2 separate regions of the Mus musculus genome follow, and region 2 is linked to region 1. The links are chromatin loops, found by intact Hi-C in ENCODE. Cell type or tissue: left cerebral cortex. All regions are shown on one strand.

Region 1 (8,000 bases):
TTTATGCGAAGTTAAATATTCCGTGTTCGAAAACCTTGCAAAATTCAGAGTTAAGGGAGTCTGTGCTTTTTCAGGACAACGCACGCAAAGGTTAAAAACCCGTTTGCGAAGCCTGTCTGGCTGTCCTCTATGCTGTAGATGAAAGGCGGGATGCAAAGCACTCGGAATCTGACAAAGTATGAAGGACTCTAAGCCCAGGGGCCGTTCCCTAGCAAACAGGGTTCTTCCTACTGTCCCTCACTCGTCCTGGTTCTGCAACAAGCAGGGATTTAGCCATATGTGTGGGAGTGTGCGAGGGAGAGCAAGTCGAGGACAGAGCGCTCTCCACACGTGTAAGCCTACATCTCCCTGCTTCCTAGCTTGCGTTCATTCATATGAATGCAGTGGTTAAATATTTGATCAGAGGTAGCAGAGTTACAAGGATCGGTTGTGCTTTAATGAGCACACCTTAGAAGAGTATGCTCATAAATATCAAGAGAGAAAAGATCCTAAGAGTGGCCCCCATCTCTAACCCTTTCTACCCTTCCCTTCCCCCATTTTTCAGTCCCCCTTCCCCCCCAAAATAGAGGAATGCTTGCAGCAGATTGAAGAAGGATTTGAGCCGGCAGCTACAGAGATGGGGATTAGGGCCAGAGTGCAAGTTAAATTGCGCTGCATATAAAAAATGGGCGGATTGGTGTCCAGATCCAGTGGCTGGTACCACCTTCCTTTCTAAAATAAAATCTCTCTGGCATGAAGTCACCGCCTATTTCACATCCGGTTTGCGCTGGGACGTATTACTACTGTCTTGGTACAGAGAAATCTTTTGTTGTATAGCTGCAGATTGGATATTGGGAAGCAAATTTGGGTATGAAATCTCCAGTGCAGGAGCACGCAGAGTCCATGATGCCTCAGACCGTGTGAGTGAGCGCGGCGCGAGGACGCCCTCCGCCCGGCGCGCCCGCGCTCGCAGACTCGCGCAGCTCCGACTCACCGCGATCCTCTCTCCCACACTTTTCTCCCGGGTCTGGAGCGATCCGGTGCCCAGAGGGGGCCCCGAGGTAAGTGAGACTTCGGACCACGATCGCCCAGTGCTTGCAACCTGCCTTTGTCCTAGCTGGAGAGGCAGAGATGTTCTAGCAGGGAAGCGAGCAGGAGCAGGACAGGAGCTGAAGCTGGGAGCAGGTAGAAACAAGGAATGTTTTCTTCTTTCAGGGTGAAAACTGCAGCCTTATAGGAGTAGATTTTTCTCTCTCGCTCTCTCTCTCTCTTCCTGCTCTCCTCTTTAAGGAAGATTAGAATGTACCCTGAGGGGTGGGTGGTGACATGTTGTTTTGATCTCTCTTTCTTCTTCTTTTTTTTCCTTTCTCTCTTTTTTCTTTTCTTTTCCTCTTCTTTTTTTCTGTCCAAGGGGAGCTGCGGTGAGTTGGGGAGTGGCTCTGGGGGTTGCCATCAGCTAAAGTTAAGAGGTTAGGACCAAAAACCTGTCACCCTGCTCCATTCTAGGGAAGACTGGCTCACCCTGCTTGAACACGTCTCTTCTCCCCTTTCCAGCCACCACAGCTGAAATGCCCTCTGGTGTAGGGGTCTCTCCCATTCTGGAAATGAGAAGCTGAACTTACTTGCTCTGGGTGGCAGGGGAGGTGGGTAGTGGAGCATGCTTCTAGAGAGGGGAAGGATGGAGGTGGAAAGGGGGCAAGAGACAGCTTCGTGCTGCCTTTCAACTGTTCTGTTTGTATTCGCAAGAAACTTTCTTCCTCCACAACTGAAGTGCCACGGCAGGTTTGTTTTTCTGCAAATATGAGAAGAGTGCAAGAGCTATGGTGTCTTGCCATGGGAATCTCATTCTCTCACCCATTCAAGACTTTCTTTCCTTTTCTAGAATCAGTGGCGATTAATAGGGTTAAGAGAAGTTGTTTCCTCTTCAAAACAGATGTTAAAACATGCTTTAAAGAAAGAATTACCATTGTGCCATTTGGATGCAATATTTTCACATAATGATATTTATCCAAGATACCCTGTCATAGTCTACTCCTGTGTGTCAAAACCGGTCACTACATTTAAGAGAACACTATGAGGAAGCTCACGGTGCTTATCTCTACATAATTTCATTCTAAATGAATTCTGCTTCCCTGCTTACATGGCTGTGTGTGATGGTTCTTACTGATTGGAATGATCCGGGAGAGTGTAGAAAGCATTTTGTTGATGTATTTAAAGGCATACATACCACATGGACCTAGAGAATGCTTAATGTAAAAAAAAAAAAAAAAAAAAAAACAAAAAAAAACCCTGGGTTTTATAAAGCTTCCATCTATTCACGGTTGACCCTACTAAGGAGTTAAGAATCGAGAAAGTGGGAAAATAAAATACATGTAATAGTTTTCATAGTAGGACCAGGATTAATTTCAGTGCATTTAAGTAACTACATCTGCTTTTTAGCCAGGTAGTGCTCAGGATTTTAAAATTTGGCTTAATAATTATGTATATACACATAATTATGTGAATGTATAACACACACACATAGACATTTCTATAACTCTTCTGTTCCATACACATTTATTCCTCCAGTATCCTCCTACCATATCCAAGTTCAACAATCAGATAATGATTGATTGCAATTTACCTAAGTGGGAATAAATATACCCTCCTTTTCATGCGAAGCAAACCACTTAAGCTTCCATCTGTTGGAGACAAAGTGTTTTCTAGCAGCACCCTGGAAGAAATTAAAGGACGCTTACAAGATATGTGTGGGTATGTTTGTGTGCATTGATGTGTGTGTGTGTGTGTGTGTGTGTGTGTGTGAGAGAGAGAGAGAGAGAGAGAGAGAGAGAGAGAGAGAGAGAGAGAGGGAGAGAGAGAGGGGGAGAGGGAGAGAGAGAGGGAGAGGGAGAGGGAGAGGGAGAGGGAGAGGGAGAGGGAGAGGGAGAGGGAGAGGGAGAGAGAGAGAGAGAGAGAGAGAGAGAGAGAGAGAGAGCCCAGCACATGGCCTGACTTTAAAGTGTATCCTTTAGCTTCACAGAAACATTAGTGAGCATATTTAACAACCACAGAGGAGAAGCACGACTCTGGCATTCAACAGTGTGTTTCCAATGGTTTTTATAAAGAGGCAGATACAGTTGCTTCTGAAATCAAGGTATCTCCAGAATTCAGGGATGCATTTTGTCAACAGAGGTGTTAGTCTACTAGATCCCACGTAACCACATGCCCTCCTTTTAGAGACACCAAGTTTAAACCTTTCAGTACAGATTCCACCACAGGGACCCGAATCAGAAAGGTCGTTTTGAATAAATCAGCAAGTAATAGAAATGCAAAGGCTACTCTAGAGTAATTTTGTCACCTGAAACCATTTCAAGTTTTATAGGATAAATTAAAATTCTGGTACATTTCTGAATGGAAAGGTGGTACGGAAGGTGGGGAGTGGATGGGCCAGGTTTCCATTGCTTCCAATGAGTGTCATATTCCAGTGAGGTCATTTCCTGACTTCAAAGCATTCATCGGAACTGCCTCAGTCAGCCCTAGTGGTTATAACCTGATGTTTCTTGCAAGACACACTGATCTCTACTTATTCCACTTTTCAGCTGTGCAAGCCCGTGATGAAGAAAAGTCGGGGTCTCTCTGACTATCTTTGGGCCTGGACCCTCATTCTGAGCACACTGTCGGGAAGAAGGTGGGGGCATTTTCTTTAAAATCTGCATGACAATTTCTGTAATTTTTTATTTATTCCATCAGGGGGAAGAAAATTGTCCATGGATGAATTCATGACTAAGGGAATTCAGAAAACTTTACTGCAATAAAATTTCAGCTAAGACTAAAGAAGAATAGAACATGAAAATAACTTTCTTGTTTGGATGCTCACGAGAATACACTTAACAAGCTTTACTTTTAAATTTAAACTAGGAAATGTATGAATTCAACTCTTAAGTCTGAAACAACTTTTTAGTTTTCATTTGTAACTGAGCAAAAAATATATAATTTCCTAATTTATGGGAAAAGTTACTAGATAGTTATAAGTTAAGTTTTCAATAGGAAATTTTCTAACTATTTGCAAAATCATAGAGTAACTCACAAAAGCATGGAAGTTAAAATAATATTTTAGAATAAAAATAAGTTAAAATAATATTTATAACGTGAATGCCACATGACTAGAAACACATGTATATTGTGTTTTAAACCATGGTTAATAAAATCAATAGAGATAGAATATACCAGATGATTGCTGTAAAATACTAGATAAAAATTAAATTTTGCTCATTTAGTATTAATATCAAGAAGAAATGTTGTGAATCAATTTCAGTAAGTTGAACTAATAAATGTATTTTCTAATGATCCAATAAAGAACATGAGATTGTAATAGCATTTATCTAAATGATCAAATATTTTATATTGTTCTCTACTTTAATAGTTTTTTGTCTAGTCTATTCTTGTGCCTTACTAAAAGGTGTTCAGCATATAATAAAATCCTAAACTCCTTGAAGTGTAATAGGAAGTGAATCTTTATGAGTAAAAATCAGAGCTATGGAATCATCTGGAAAGGCAGACATTTCTGAGGATTGGTTTAAAATGAGATGCTGGCTGTGTTACTTTTTAGTATTATCGCATAAACAAATATCGGAAGAAGAAGATGCATATTACAGTCTGATACTCTTAATTTCAGGAGTTAAGTGATCAGTGATTTTTGAAAAATTATATGGAGTGTTACTATTATAATGACCTGTAGATGGAGTTAGTGCACAGTGTTTTATTACAGAGTTGTTCATGTGGAATCAAAAGCAGGTTCAGTAACTGACATTTCTCTTCAAAAATGAGTATTCAGTCTAGGGCATTCTGTGTTGTTATTAGTATTTATTCACTCCCAAAGTCATCTTAGTTCCTCTCCTGAGTTCTGTGGCAGTTGTAATTTAAATAGGAAATTAGATGTAAGGTTGAAGATGAGCCTGATTACAAAATCACAGTAAAGAAAGATTCCCATTCCAAATGGAATAACAGGGCTGGTTTTGTTTGGGAAGGGGCTGATCTCTTTGGTATTTGCATTCCAATTCAAACAATTGCTGACAGCAAGATTCATAAGCTTAAACAATTTCTTGTGTTTTACATAAGCTGTGGAAACACACCACACGCACAGATAAAGGTAACAGATACCCGGGATTCTGAGGGCTGTGTTAGCAGTCTAATCACCTTCTGTTGTTTCTCTAACTTATCATCTTTTCTTTCCTAATTTCACTGCTTCCCCCCTAAGAGTTTTCTCTATGGAGAGTTTCCTGAATCCCTAGATGTGTTCACATCTCTTTGTCTTTATCAACACGACCTTCCAGTGTCCTTGAAAGATGATGGATGGTATTTGTTTTTGTGACATTGAATTTTTACAAGTATTTACTTTCTGAAAGCCGATCTTGCTTTTACCTTACTACTGTCATCTGCCAATGAGACACGCAGGAAGTCACAAACTCACTGAGAACTTGATTTAAGAAATAAAATAAAACAACAAGGTGTTTAATTTTGCCAAATGAGAATAAGCTCTTAATCTGTGTGACATGAATGGATTAATGTTTAATTTAATGAAATGAAAAATGGTCTTGTGGAAATAAATTCCATATATTTAGTGCCATAGAGAAATTTTACGTATAACTATCAAGTTAAAACTTTATCAGAAAAGCAGTCTTTGAAAGTATATACAACTCAGTTAATGTCCATACAGTTAGGATAGGCATTCAAACAGAAGCAGTGAAGAGTCACATTAAAGTTTATACTTTCAGTATTGAATATCTTTTATGCATTTATCCATGAAAGAATCAGTACTAGAAAAATAAATTAACTTTGCATCTTTAAAGTGGCCATTATTTACATTCAGTCCTTCCTTAGTCCCTTCTATTGACTGTGGTTAATTTGGTGTATGGTGTGTTATATATCTGCAAGTTTTAAATAAAATTTTATAAAATTAAGAAAAAAGGAAGTGGTCTGAATTTTGCTTATACAAAATTAATTATTTGCAAAACAGCATTTGTTTCTGAGGTGAAAATAGATTATATTTGGCATCCCTGTCAAAGAAGTGAATTCCGGTTTAAAACACCATTATTTTGCTCACATTTATTTATTAACCATATAACTATGTACAAGTGAAACAAAAAGAATACTAAAATTTAAATATAAAGTATATAGGTTTATTTCCCTTTCTTAATTTTACACCCTGTACCTACTTAAGCTTTTCATTCAAGGTCAGAGCTTTCACTGAGATTTGTCAGCAAGTGTAATTTTTTCTAAGATAGAAACTGCTTCTCTCTGAGGATTTGAAGGTGTCATGCTGGTCATTACATAAAACACGATTAATTCTGCATAGATAATAGACCGGTTGGTATAGAAACACAAGTTATAGGAAGTGCATCCCTATGTGGTTGAAAGCTAGAATAATAATACTGAAAGACTATAGCCCCAAACAGAAAGAACAGGAATGACCGTTCCTCTACAGAAGGTTGAAAATAAAGTCTTATTCCAGAAAGTGAAAAAAACTCATTTCTGACCTCTGCTTTGCCCTTAAGTAGTTGTGTCTTAAAACACGATGCCACCTTATATCTAGAGTGCATCTTACATCGTGTTGGCTTTTCCCAACACTTCTACTATGTCTAAACCCAGAAATGACCAAAGTTAAAGAAAATAAAGGTTTGAATGAATCTTCATTGCTTCATACATCTTAAGGGAAATCAATACACTCATAAAAATATAAATAACATAATAAATGATTTATGTATCTTCCTTTCCTAAATATCTTAAAAGAACATCCAAAAAATCAAAATAAAAAATGTATGGAAACGAAATGGAAGGAGTTTTGATATTTAAAAATTTGCATACTAAATAAAAAAGAACCTTTGAATTCATTGTGTAACTCACATATAGATATACATACGTAGAAGATAAATAATATAGATCAAGCCCTCCAAATTGTTTCTTACAGTATGAGTTAACAGTCTTCTTTGCTCAGAGAAGGTATGTCTCTTCTAGAACTTGCTGTGCTGAGAGCTGAAAACGTAGAGTTAGAACTCATTTTCTATATTAAAACTAAAAGCCTACCACCAATGAGGCCACACAGGAGACAAGGACGAGAGTCTTAATGACATTCAAACTCCCAATAGCAAGTTAAGTAAGAAACTCTGAGGAAGGCATTGAATCGAAAGAGGTTTTAGTGGAAATTTGATGCTATTATTTTCTATATCCTTCCCTCAGCTATGGACAGCCCTCCCAAGATGAACTTAAAGACAACACCACTGTCTTCACAAGAATTTTGGACCGACTGCTGGACGGTTATGACAATCGTCTGAGACCAGGTTTGGGAGGTGAGTTGTACTCTCACATTTTTCTTTGAGAAAGTTTAGTATTATTAAATATTTACCTATTTATCTCTAATTTCTCTTCAAGCAGTAAACAAAAATGTTAGCATATTGACTGATAATTCATCATATTTTAATAGTCCACTCAGTGCTAGTTCAATTTACTAAGATCATTTTGTGCACATAGCTATATATAGTGATGAACAGGCACAAAATTCTCACAATGACACAAAAGAGATATGTATTTTTGAAAACACAATTTTTCTGTCTGATAAATTGATTGTACAAAAATGAAGATAATATTCTCCCTTTCGGTATAAGATTTATTAACTTCACCTCTTATATCTGTACTGAATTCAAAAGGGTATCTATAATTCTATGCTGGAAATACTTATTTTAGAAGATTGTGTAGCCAATCATATCTTTGTGTTATATGACCCCATATCCTTGATCAAAAGTGAATAAAATAAATGGTAATATTTTATTTTTTAACCATGTAATTGAATGTAATTCTTTAGTTCTCTTTAGTAAATTTTAATGCTTCTTTAAAAAATAATTAGTTGATTAATTGACTAATGAATTTGTTCAGAGGAAATTAATGTTTGATTATATATATATATACACACATATATATATACATATATGTATGTATATATATGTAATAGATACACACATATGTATGTATATACACACATTAATCCT
Region 2 (8,000 bases), 750 kb after region 1:
CAAACTGTGTTTTAAATTGCATGCTACTCTTTGTAGTATGAAGAAATTTATAGCTATTCTGTTTCATCCTGGATAGGATGTGTCATTCCTTCATCTATGGTATCCATGTTGTATCTACCAAGTCATGGTTATTTAGCAGTCCTTACTATTATTATTATCATAGTCCAATAGTGTGTGGTAAGGCTATCAGTCACCATCACACTGACACTCTCAAAGCCAGAAAGAACATGTTAATTGACAGAGATGGCTGCAGGGGGAATTTACCCAAATCACCTAGCCTTGAGCATCACAGTTCTTAGACTTTTACTCTCAGAAATTACATTCTAGTTGGCTTCAGTTAGCACTTCACTTAGCAAGAAGCAGATCTATAGGAGCCAGAAACATATAATTTCTACATTAAGGGACTTTTTACTTGGGCCTTTTCTAGACCTATGATTTAAGTCTTTGTTCCTGTTTTGGCAAGTGTTTGGTGGCTACACGGTGGTTATTAAGGATAGAATGGTTCTACTAATATAGTGTCAGTCACTCTAACATCAGGGGGCACCTTTTTTAATAGTACATCTGTTCAAGAAACTCTCATTTTAGTAACACTCCTGATATAAAGACAGGTGTCTGCTGACAACTCAGACACACTAAATGAAAGTCATAAGGTGTTTTCTTTAAGTGAAGAAATAGAAGTTATCAACTTAATGGAAGAAAAAAAAATCATATGCCACAGAATTCAATATCCATAGGATCTCTGACTGCTATCTCTTACTTTAATAGAACACCTGAGAGAAAGTGATTTAGGAAACAAAACTAATTTTTATAGCTCTGAAAACTCAAAAGTTCAAGGGCAGGGGCCTCCATCTGCCGAGTTTTTGTTTTAATAGGGACTTTGGAGAGATCTAAGGCAGCATGAAATGACATGGAAAGACAGGAGGTAGGCAAGTAAAACATACTTTTTTAATCAAGCTGCTTAATGATCCATTAATCCATGTATGGATTAAGACATGAATCAAAGATCCTGATAATCCAATCATCTCATACGTTTCAACCTTTGTTGAGTCATTCAACTATTGTATGAATATGGAAAATTAATTTTCCAACAAGTAAAAGTTTAGGAAACATATTCAAATTTAAATCTTATCTCTGTGGAATTGTAAAGAAGTAATGAGAAATTTAAGCATCTTTTCTGGTGTGCTTCAAACTACAAAAGTGACACAATGTTATTTGGAGTAGTTAAGGGAGTGGAAAAAAAACATGAATTTACTGAATTTGACATGACCTATAGTTTCATGAATCCTCTGTGAGTTTGGATAACCCTCTCCAATCAACAATCCTATTTATTAATACCATTGAGGTGGTTTCCATGGGAAGTAGATGTGCAGGGAAACCACAAATATTTTTCACCACAGAAACTTGATTATTTTTCAGCTTCCTGTTTAATACTTTCAGCAAAATAATGGTGAAAGAATAGGTTTAATACACTTAAAAAAACTTTCTTCTAGGATTTCTGTCCACTAATATAATAATCTTGATACTAAATGTCATACCTTTCTGTATTATCTTACAAACAAATAAGAATGGCACTGAGGAGTAGAAATAGTCACAGATTTCTACATAGTACCATGAAGACTAAAGATTTTCTACTTAACCTGAAAGTGTTTATTGTTCTTTTTGTGACACATTCTTGGAATATTCACTTCCTTTTTCAGCAGTGAAGATATGCAAATGTAATCCTCTGCCACATTCAGGGAGTACTGATGTGCTGAGCACCTAAATATTTCTGTTTTATACCCAACAGTTGTACCCACCTATGTTTTCTATCTGAATCTGCTAATTTGTGTTTTATAAAAGATTTAATTAATTTTTTATGCTTTTGCTTGTTTGTTTTGTTTTTATTTTTTTGACAGGGTTTCTCTGTGTAGCCCTGGCTGTCCTGGAACTCACTTAACTTTAAAAGATTGAGTCATTAAGCTGTCTTCCTTGAAATTAATGTTTAAAAGTATACTCGAAATTTATAATCCTCCTACTCCCACCCAAAAAAGAAACATTGAATGTTAATGTTGGAATACTTTTAACTAGGTTTTACTAGGAAGTTAAATATTAGAAAGTATTGAATGTCTTTCAGTGAAGGGAAACTTAGTAATGGGTATTTTTATTTATTATAGTAGTTGGCTTTAGATATTCCTTGAAATTAATCTTGTCCTGTTCAATGTTATTTTAATTAAATATTCACTGTAAGTCAATGTTGTTAGATGTTGGGTCAATATAGTTATGAGTCTGTTTATATTATAATGGTTCTCTTGCTCCTTTGTAGCAAAATTTAATGACCTATAAATTAAAACACAATTAGGTTGTCTTGTAACATAGTTCTAAGGATTATTTTCAAAATACAATGAAAGCAGTGCAACCTACAAGCAGCTAGGCATGGTAGCTCACACTTATAATCTAAGCATTCAGAGGATGAATTCTAACTGCTTTATACACAACTCTCTCCTCTCTCTCTTTCTCTCTCTCTGTATGTGTGTGTGTTTGTGTCTTGTGTTGTGCACTACATATGTTACATATATACTTTTAATAACCATAATAACTTCAAGCATAATAAAATCATTTGCAGAAAAGACTCATTCAATATTTCTCATGCTTATGTTATTTAAATTGGAAGAAAATGTCCTTAAATAATGACTAAGATTGTATGAGAGTGACTTGAAAAAGTAAGATCTTTATTGCACACAGAGTTGAAGATGAAGAAACTCTCAAACTTTGGTGATAGGTGTGTACCATCGGTGTTTGACCTTGTATTCTTTATGATGAGAAAATGTATAATCCTGGGTACAGAAATACTTGAACCTGTAATCTGGAGATTTCTCGTCACTTTCACTGATAATTTGGTGATATACTGTAACAACCAGTATATATCTTTGTATCTATGCATCTATGTGTGTATGTGTCCTTCTTCCTATCTTCCTTCAACCTCCCTATCAATCCGTTATCTACCTATCTTTCCGTCTGTCCCTTACCTAACAGCTCTATCACCTGCCTATCTGAATAATATGTATTATCTATCTATTATTTATCTATCAATCATCTACTCTATCTAGGTATCATGAGTTTTTAATTTTATATTGTTTATAGCACATAGAAAAACATATGGAAAAACAGCATGTTACTTGTAATTAACCAGAAATTTATAAGAAGAGTAACATTATTGACTTAAACATTATTTTTTATCTAAACCAAGTAGATCTGAGATGGTGATCAAATTTGTGAAAAAGACAGCAGATAACTGAAGAAAAATATGAGTTAGGAATATACTTAGATCCAACATGATTTTTATCTATTTTTCTTTGTAAAATAAGGAATTGAACAAATAGATAAACTGTTCAGTCAGTGTGGTACTTGTATATATTTTTTTTCATAGGTTACCTTTTGGTATTAGATAATCGATTGTTGTGTTCTAATTTATTTAGGAATATATATGTATGTACCAAAACATATATGCACATAATAAAAATTCATGAGAAAGAGGCCATGAATTTCCCTGTGCTACACTCTGTCAGTCACAGAGTTTGCAATAAGTCAATTTTTTGAAATAGTTTAATTCTGTCACTTAGATATTTATATATCTATATTCTAAGGTGCTATTTTATCAGCATCTATTGAATACTTAATAACCAGGTTAGACTGAAATCTTTTTCTTCCTCTCTGAACTCACTTAATAAGACACATACTTTGTTTTAGGCATCAATGAATACCATAAAAGCCGTGCATTAGCGCTGATACTGAAGCTTCAAAGTCCAGAAAGCCAACACAAGGATCAAGAAAAATTACAGAATCCACATGTCTTGAAGCTGCATTCACCTCTCTTAGAATAAACAGTTTCTGCAAATAAGAGCAAAAGTGATGATGTTAGCTTTCTTCTTTTGTCAACATATCAGACTTGTTGGGAGCATGTTTTCTAGGGGATAGGATGAAGGTAAGGATGGTACGTTTGTCTAAAATCAGTGTTATGAGCCATAGTTCTACTGCCCTCTATTGTCTACTAGTGAATAATAATGTCCTTGAACAGCATAGCACATAAAAGACTTTTAAAGCAGTCATGTATATCTATATTCTTTGTGTGTATTAATGACATAAAATATCCTCCGGAAAGCAATGAATATGTGGGTTTTGTTTTGAAGTATAAATTCGATTAGAATTTCCTATTTTGCTTTTTTGACATTCTTATCCCAGTACACAGCAAAAAGGTGAATATTTGTTCAATTTAACTTAGATATTTTAATAACAACAACACATTTAAAGGTATTTATTTAATATATATAAATTATAATAATATCAATCAAACAGAGTGCCTCCCGTGTCCAGCAATAAATGCTGTCCTAGGCTTGCAGAGCTCACTGTACACAATTTGCTAAAACATTCAATGACAAATATCTACAGACAAGCTTTTGGTTTTATTCAACAAGATTGGGATCCTTATCACTTTGCTTTCTTCCTTTTCTCTTTCCTTGCCCCAATACCTTACTCTCTCATCCTTAAATCTCTACCTCTATGTCACTGGGATATTACAAATACTTACATTCTTCAAGCTGTGTCAAATTTTTCCATTAGCTTCCTTGCAAAGAGTAATGAGCACTGACGGAAAAGTTGCCTAGTAATTGCGAAGATGATGTCACAAGTGCACATGAAACATCCCACAAGAGAATACGACGGATGGTTTTATGATAAGGAGTTAAATCTACAGAAGAACGGTTCAGTGGGAGATGTTGGATACAGGTCAGCTGCTTTTAAAGGGTGCTCCATTTTGGAGGTAGGACAGACATGATGGAGGCAAGGGACATAATTATATGGATCATGTAAAGGTTAAGAACTTAAACTATCAAGAGAAAAGGTCGATTGGGCAGAGCAAGGAGAAAGGTATGATTTGGCTCTGGACTCTGTGCTTCCACAGTGCGATAGCTGTGTCATTGTGTTTGTAGGATTTTTGCATCAAGATGAAGTACAGAGATAGTTAAAAATTTGCTAAAGAGAGTGAGAGAAAGGGAAAAAGAAGAGAGAGCAAGGAAGAAACAATGGATGGGCAGAAAGACACAGGGAAGGTAACAGAGGAGAATGAGTAAAGGAACACTGTGAAACAGAATGCTCATACTGAACACATGCTGGCACACTGGATAAAGAGCAAAGCTAATAAAAATGCCATCATGAAAAAAAAAAAAAAAAAAAAAAAAAACAGCTCTAAACTCATTTTGCAGCACTCCCAGGTAGGTGCTGAATTTCTGAGCAGGTGAATGATAGGATGAAAATATAATTCAACCTTCAGTGGCATGTGCAGGTGCACAATAAACAAATGTTGACATTATCCGATCAGGCAGAATGGTATTTGCAATAACACATTATTGCTAATGATAATCTTCCTGTAATTGCAACGTGTAAGGTAGCATTTCCAGCACTCCCTAGCCTGTTAATCTTTCTTTTACTCTTTCATCTATTTATTCAAGGAGCAAATATTCATTGCATATCTTATATGTGAGGTGCATTAAGCCAGATCTAACAAGAAAATGAGGATTATTTATTTATGTATGCATAGGGGCTGAACCCTGTTCCAGAAATGAATTTAAGGCAAGGAAGAATGGTTAATACACAATGGCTTATCTTCAGTAAGTGATAATCCTAGACTGGTAATATATGCATACGTAATAAAACAAAGAAACCTGAAAATATTAATGCTTTAAGTGGGAGGCATAAAACCATTCTTCGAAAGCTCAGCAGAGAATGGTGAATTCAAAACTGCAGAACTGAGAATATCCTCTTGAAAAGCATCAAGAACAAACACACAAAGATGCATACATTTTAATATACAAAGAGAGAAATACACATAGCTTTGTTTCTCCAATGTATTATTGATCTTATGTGCTCTCTCCAGTCAGGAGCATCATGATTACTGGGTCAGGAGAACATACAAAGAGTCAGCAGTCCACATTACTTCCACCCAGGATGAGAGAGGAATTTGCAAAGCTGGATGATGTTACAAATGGTAAAAAAAAAAAAAAAAAATTCTAAGTTACTATAAGTTTAGAAAACCACATAAAGCTGGGTGTAATTGTTACACATTGAATTGCAGCTCTCAGAAGGCAGATGCAGGCTGATTCTGTTAGTTCAAGGTCAATCTAGTTAGGAAGAGAGATAATCAGGTTTTCTAAGGTAATACCAACAAGAGTACAAAACCTGAAGGGCTTTTAACAAGCAGAAGCCAGAGGTACCACACAGAATGCAGTGAAGTCCTCTAATTAAGGCTTTCATTTATATTTCACGGCTAAAAAATGCAAAATAGAATCTACTATATTTAGCCCCCAGTTTTATCAGAGGAGAGTGTAAAGACTATTGAGATAGAGAAAGCTTTAGCTTTGATGCCCAATAAAGTAAATTAAACCATTAATTAAATGGTTTGTGATTGGTGATTTTTTTTTTTTTTTTGGACTAGGGAAAAGAACAGGAGGATATATTTTACAGATAATTGTTTGTCAGTATACAATGGTAAAACCACTCCTACAGATTTGGTAGCTGCCTTCAGCAAGGAAGGAAGATTGAGTCTCTTATCTTCTTTCCTTTTCCATATAATAAACTTTTGAACACCTCTGCATCTTTATTCTTATATTGTAACTATCGTTTTTTTCCAGAGAAAGATTTTTGTTAAGCCAAAAGGAATTAGGATGAAAGACATACATAGTATAACACATGTGCTTTAAATACATAAGACACACACACACACACACACACACACACACACACACACAAAATCATCTAGATATAAACAGAGAATTACAATTTACTCCTGGCAAGTACTTTAGGTTTATTTGTTTTATTGTTCTACCGGGAATAGGTGTGGCCATGAATAGCTAGCTGAGTTCCAATTACAGGCAGTATTACCTTCTGTGGCCTATTAAGAGAGATTATGTGCAAAATTATGTAACCTTAATTCTTAAAGTGTGTGAGGTGTTTTTTTTTTAACTGTTTTTTAATTTGGTCCTGTAAGATGACTCTATTGATGAGGGTGCTTACTGCCAAGCCTGACGACCTGAGTTCAAGCCTCAGGACCTACTTGGTGTCAGTAGAGTACGGAAGCCCATGTGCATGCATGTGCACATACAGATAAATGTAATAAAATTTAAAATGAGGTAAAAATAAACACAAATATTTTATTTACTAAACTACTGCATTAATCTGCTTAGATTACCACAATGGAATATCTAGTACTGAGTTCTTCATAAAGGAAATACATTTGTTTAGTTCACAGTTTTGGAATGTGAGAGTCCCAGCACAAGTGGCTTCATCTGATGGGAATCTAATGAGGGTTCACCTGGAGGCAGTGAATAGTGGCTGTGCACACAAGAAGCCAGGGCTGACACCAGCCTCACTTCAAAGCTTAAAACTCCCCAAAGAACTAAAGACAATATCAGTACTTCCCACGATGCTCCACTGAATAAATTGTCTCCAACATGACCCCACTCTTTTAATCATCTCCATCTCTATACTACCACACTAGAGATTAAGTTTTCAGTATATACCTCTTTTGCATAACATTTTAAATTACATGAACCACATAGCAGTCATGAAACAAAGAAAATTGACTTTGGAGAACTGGAGAGATGGCTTAGCAGGTAGGAACACTGGCTGCAACAGCACCGTGGTGGCACACGCCTTTAATCCCAGCACTTGGGGGCAGAGGTAGGCAGATTTCTGAGTTTGAGGCCAGCCTGGTCTACAGAGAGAAACCCTGTCAAAACAAACAAACAAACAAACAGCAAAAAAAAAATCCCAAAATTACAAAAAAAGACAAAAGAAAGAAAGAAGAACACTGGCTGCTGGATCCGTGTTAAGCTCCCTGTACCCACATGAAGGTAGAGTTGGGGTTGGGGGTGCGGGTGGAAGTGTTGAAAGACTTTTGTGCTGGGTGTGGTGGTGCACGCCTTTGATCCCAGCACTTGGGAGGCAGAGGCAGGCAAATTTCTGAGTTT

What was found. A loop is a pair of places that touch in the nucleus more often than their neighbours do. Peaks named below come from ENCODE experiments on the same cell type or tissue, not always from the same donor. Only the 100,000 strongest peaks of a DNase experiment are listed, where the experiment ranks them.
Region 2: a loop joins it to region 1, with 3 times the contacts of the local background. A loop is called at or near these places in 4 of 42 quality-filtered maps.

What each region holds. Positions count from the first base shown.
Region 1 is chr11:42,175,206-42,183,205 of GRCm38, reverse strand. Gabra1 (gamma-aminobutyric acid (GABA) A receptor, subunit alpha 1) reads left to right here and starts at 276. Exons shown (of 10, transcript NM_010250.5): 1 at 276-1,040; 2 at 3,558-3,646; 3 at 7,195-7,304. The coding sequence starts at 3,573. In left cerebral cortex, CTCF peaks have their summits at 3,510 and 4,689 (motif pointing right); DNase peaks (open chromatin) are centred at 2,667, 3,122, 3,447, 4,903 and 4 more places; H3K4me3 peaks cover 5,667 bases; H3K27ac peaks cover 3,911 bases.
Region 2 is chr11:41,430,052-41,438,051 of GRCm38, reverse strand. No RefSeq gene overlaps it. Among named protein-coding and RNA genes, the nearest start is that of A230004M16Rik, 280 kb to the left of the region's middle. In left cerebral cortex, a CTCF peak has its summit at 4,031 (motif pointing left); a DNase peak (open chromatin) is centred at 3,941.